Linked DNA regions of Homo sapiens: region 2 is linked to region 1. A link is a loop called in an ENCODE intact Hi-C map of the cell type or tissue named here. Cell type or tissue: PC-9. All regions are shown on one strand.

Region 1 (2,500 bases):
TGTCCTGTTTTTCAATCTACCTCCTATTTCTCCACAAAGTCTTAACAAATTCAGTATTTTAGAATTAGTGCACGAAGGCCTCCATGTAATGCTCTTTATTAATTTTATGTATATTCATCCCTCAGTATATGCAGAGGATTCATTCCAGGGCCCCCGTCCATAACAAAATCTATGCACACTCAAGTCCCACAGTCAGTCCTGAGGAACCAGGTATGGGAAAAGTTGGCCCTCCATACATGTAGGATTTGCATTCTGCAAATACTACATTTTCAACTTGTATTTACTTGAAAAAAAAAAAACCTGTGTATAATTGGACCCCCTGAAGTTCAAACCTGTGTTGTTCAAGGGCCATACTGTAGTTATTAATAATGTAGAATCACTCAATCAAGAGTTGTCACTAGGTGCACTATTCTAAGTACTCTAGATGTAATTCAATCCCCTCAAGAGATCGATGAGGTAGGTACTACTGTTATCCCTCTATTATAAGAAAGGAAACTGAGGCACTGTAAGACAACTAAATAAATGCCCAAGGTTACAGTTCTAGAAAGTGCTTTAAATGGAACCTGAACTCAGAGAGTCTTGCTCCAGACTTGCACTTTTAACCCTTTATGCAATAGTGTCTCTCAGAATATAAAGAAAAAATTCTCCATATTTCCCGCAACAGTTTTAGCACTTGACTAAATTTTCTCATTACTATGTCTTCTCTAAATGTCCTAGAACAGGAACAGGAATGGATCCCAAACATGGTCGAGGAGATCTTCCACCCTGTTTAAGAGATGATTTCCATGGAGAATGAGCCTGGAGGAATGCTGGGTGAGGAATCACATTCTGTCTCTGCAGTCAGAGGCTGAGACTGATCAATGAGCTAATGAAGAGGTTAGTCAGTCTTCCAGCCCGTAGAATCAATTCAAGGAAAAGAGAGCAAGCTCATCCTGAGGGACTCTGCCATTGGTTACTCCTGTCCCGTATCCTGTCACCAATGACTATCGATTCATTTGTTCTTATAGTTATCTGTGACACCATTTAAGCACAGAGAATTGCTAATTGTTTTAGAAAACTTTCTGGGTTAAATTTCTCTTCATGTGGAGAATATTCCCTCTTCAGGCCACCTTAAAGTTCTTAAACTTTGTATTATTACATATCAGTTTGAGAAATAGGATATGAAGAGCTTATTGATTTAGAAATGTCAGGGCTTTTGCTTCTGTCTAAAGCCTTACTAAGAAGAATCACCAGTTAAGAAGATCAATATAAAGACGAACTCACTAAAAAGCATCCTGATCTAGTTGAATAAGCTAACATCCTGCTACTGCAGCTCCTTGATTTCAATGAAGTCACTGATTCTCCCTTGGTGACTCGCTCACTGCCAAGCCCAGGGGATGTTCTGGAGTGAGACCATTAGGTGGGAGGATGACTCAGTCAGATGCAGTTCCTCCACACTCCCACAGCACTCCAGGAGTCATGCAGAGGAGTGGAAAGACAGGTTTCTTGCCTAGATGACCTTACATTCTTATTGTTCTGGAGAAAAGATTGCAAAAGCAAATAATAATCAGATTGTGAGCAGGTAAACATACCAACTATGCAAAACACAAGGAGACGTATGACTCGGTCAGAAATCCAATACAAATTGAGGACAAGCATTTCTCAAATAATAATAAGATATGGTCTCTAAAAGGAAAAGATTTTCTATTCTCTTTTTATAAAGTAAACACTTTCAGGCCGGGCACAGTGGCTCACATCTGTAATCCCAACACTTTGGGAGGCTGAGGCAGACTGGCCTGAGTGCAGATCACCTGAGATCAGGAGTTTGAGACCAGCCTGGTCAACATGGTGAAACTCCGTCTCTACTGAAAATACAGAAAATTAGCCGGGCATGGTGGCACACACCTGTAATCCCAGCTACTTGGGAGGCCGAGGCAGGAGAATTGCTTGAACTTGGGAGATGGAGGTTGCAGTGAGCTGAGATCATGCCAGTGCACTCCAGCCTGGGCAAGGCAAGATTCAGTCTCAAAAAAACAAAAACAAAACAAAAAACAAAAAAAACAAAAAACAGAAAAACAAAAAAACCCAAACCACTTTCATTAAAAAAAAAAAAAAAAAATCAGAAAAGTCCAAAAACGAAAATAAAGCTCACCAGGGGCCCATCACCTGGCAATAACATCTTGTAGACAGTATATCCTTCCAGACTGGTTTTAAGAAACACATTTTTTTTTTGGCTTTGCTTTATAACAGTCTCACTATATAGGCATTGTCTTACCTGTTTCTTTCATTTCACAGTATATTATGAACAAGTCCTAACCTAAACTGGGTCTGTAAATTATTACAGTGTAAACAAATCCTAACAGAGGTAAACATACTTTTCTACAGGAAAAAAACCATTCAAATAATAGAATTCATGTATCTAGGTCTTCTCCACCAATCCTTAATTAATAAACCCACAGTTCCTGAAGAAGCCCAGAAGTGCAATATTAAAACGGAAAATAACTTTACAGGTGGTTGAGCC
Region 2 (2,500 bases), 82 kb before region 1:
CCACGCCCAGCTAATTTTTTTGTATTTTTAGTAGAGACGGGGTTTCACTGTGTTAACCAGGATGGTCTCGATCTCCTAACCTCGTGACCCGCCTGCCTTGTCCTCCCAAAGTGCTGGGATTACAGGCGTGAGCCACCGCGCCCAGCCCCCAACCCTATTTTCATATGGAAAACTGAGGAGGCAGAGTTAAAATAACTTGCCCAAGCTTGTTTGAAACATTTCACACCAGGAGGGTCTGACCTGAGGGCTGAGCTTTTAAGCTGTGATGTGGACCATTCCTTTCCTTTCACCAGTCCCATGTTAATATGCATGCATGCGTAGGACTGAGCCAAAAACAGAACTACAAGGGTATGGAACTCATGGTGATCACGCCCTTCCCTAGCTCTGGGAAAAAGCCTGAGGCACAACATCCCTCACCCTCACTATCATTTATTCTTGCAATCATTCATTCAACAAATATTTGTAATTGAGGACATTCCATGTGCCACATCCTCACCAAGGACACAGTGGCCATCAAAACCAGATGGGACTGCTCTTACTGGGCCTACGATTCCCATGAGACACCAACACGAGGGTGGAATTTACGCTCACATAAACTTACAGCTGCAACAAGAGCTGTGAGGCACAGGAACAAGATACTGTGAGAATATGTAAAGGGGAAATCGCCTGATTAGGTCAGGGAAGTCTGTGAGTCTGTGACAGAAAAGGGGACATCTATAGAAACAGGAGAGGGGAACGTGTAATGGGGGATAAGAAGAGCATGGGGGGAGGCCCTGTGACGGGAAAGGAGCATGGCACATCCTGGGAATGAAAGTAGACAAGGGCTGGAGGAGGCCCAGCCATGCTTAGGACTCATTCTTTATGGTGAAGGTAGTGGGAAGCCTTTGAACCACCAACTTTGGACTGCATTCCTGAGCAGTTGCTCAAGGCCAAACAGTGCCCCAGCAGCCACCTTCTGTGTCTGTCTGCCATCTATGGAGTTATCAAGGAGGCAGATCTTCATAGCATCAGCATCCTTGAACTGTGACTTTAGTCGTGGTGATGGCCAGCTTGGGATCAGAGAGAACCAGGCCCTGGCAGCTTCCTGCTCTGTCCTGAAAGTTGACTTCCTTTGGTCTGTTGAATCATGGCATTTCCAGGAAGATCAAATATCACAAGAGAGAGATAGTAATTACACAATGTATTTGGGACAAAGATCACTCATACTTCTTTGCAAATAAGTCAGCTAATAATATTAAGAGTAATTTGGCTGGGTGCAATCGTTCATGTCTGTAATTCCAGCACTTTGAGAGGCCAAGGCTGGCAGATAGCTTGAGCCAAGGAGTTCAAGATTAGCCTGAGCAACAGAGCAAGACCCCCATTTCTACAAAAAAATTGTAAAAAATTAGCCAGGTGTGGCACGTGCCTGTAGTCCCAGCTGCTTGGGGAGGTTGAGGCAGGAGGATCACTTGAGCTGAGGAGGTTGGGGCTGCAGTAAGCCAAGATCACACCACTGCACTCCAGCCTGGGTGACAGAGCTAGACCCTGTTTCCAAAAAAGAAAAAGAAAAAAAAATGAATAATTTCAGTGTACTGAATTAACAGAATTCCACAGATTGTACCCTGCTATCTCTGCCTTTTCTGCCTTATCTCACTGTAAATTATTTGCTTGAGAAATGTGTTTATGCATAGTTTTCTGGAACAAAGCTGCCCGATGGCATTCCACAAGCATAGAAAAAATAATGATTATGGTGACTCACTTCTTGCTCGTTACTTAAATATTATTCACTAAACTTTGCTAACAAGAAAGAGTTACTATAAAATCGCTTCTCTGCCTCACTGGATATAATTTTCTCTTCAGTTTCAGATGCCATCTCCAGTGCTATTTAAGAGAGGTTTGCATGTGGATGTGAGAGAGATTACTTGCTTATTTATCTATTGCTTATTTACGCTTTTGTTTCAATATTTCTAGTGACCCCAACTGAGTGATTCGGATGTGAGCATGCACAGTCCCTTTACACCATGCACCTTACAATGATGGAGAGTTGAACTCATCAACATAATTTTCAAAAGACTGACACTTTTTTTTTCAGTCATAAATGCTTATATTTTGAAGATGGAGATATTATCTAGAGGCTTCTAGATAAACCATTTAACTCTAAAGAAGAGAAAACAGAATAACCCTTCACTGAGGGAATTCCATTTATTGATTAAAAAGCTGATTGGAATTTGCATTTGCACAGGTAGGGGGAAATCCCAATTTGTAGTCTGTGTCAAGTGGGGCCAGCCCCAGGTGAAATTGGCCATCTCAGCCCATGAAAGCAAGAGAAAATGTCAGCTGGGGAGATCCTCAAGAGAAAGTGTGGGGGATGGTGAATTTTATGTGTTAACTTGACTGAGCCATGGGATGCCCAGATATTTAGTCAAACAGTATTCTGAGTGTTTCTGTGAGGGTGTTTTTGAATGTGTTTAACATTTAAATCAATAGATAGTGTAAATGTGATTGTCCCCCAAATGTGATT

What was found. Peaks named below come from ENCODE experiments on the same cell type or tissue, not always from the same donor. Only the 100,000 strongest peaks of a DNase experiment are listed, where the experiment ranks them.
Region 2: it touches region 1 in a loop (12-fold over the local background); 7 of 110 quality-filtered maps call a loop at or near these places.

What each region holds. Positions count from the first base shown.
Region 1 is chr5:75,035,869-75,038,368 of GRCh38, forward strand. All of the region lies in intron 3 of GCNT4 (glucosaminyl (N-acetyl) transferase 4), which reads right to left. Among named protein-coding and RNA genes, the nearest start is that of GCNT4, 15 kb to the right of the region's middle. RefSeq lists an enhancer at 708-1,907. In PC-9, no CTCF peak of the experiment used is centred here; a DNase peak (open chromatin) is centred at 1,473; H3K4me3 peaks cover 249 bases; H3K27ac peaks cover 2,150 bases.
Region 2 is chr5:74,953,441-74,955,940 of GRCh38, forward strand. All of the region lies in intron 1 of LOC105379040 (a long non-coding RNA gene), which reads left to right. Among named protein-coding and RNA genes, the nearest start is that of FAM169A, 88 kb to the left of the region's middle. RefSeq lists a silencer at 924-1,218. In PC-9, no CTCF peak of the experiment used is centred here; DNase peaks (open chromatin) are centred at 1,051 and 1,701; H3K4me3 peaks cover 775 bases; H3K27ac peaks cover 2,105 bases.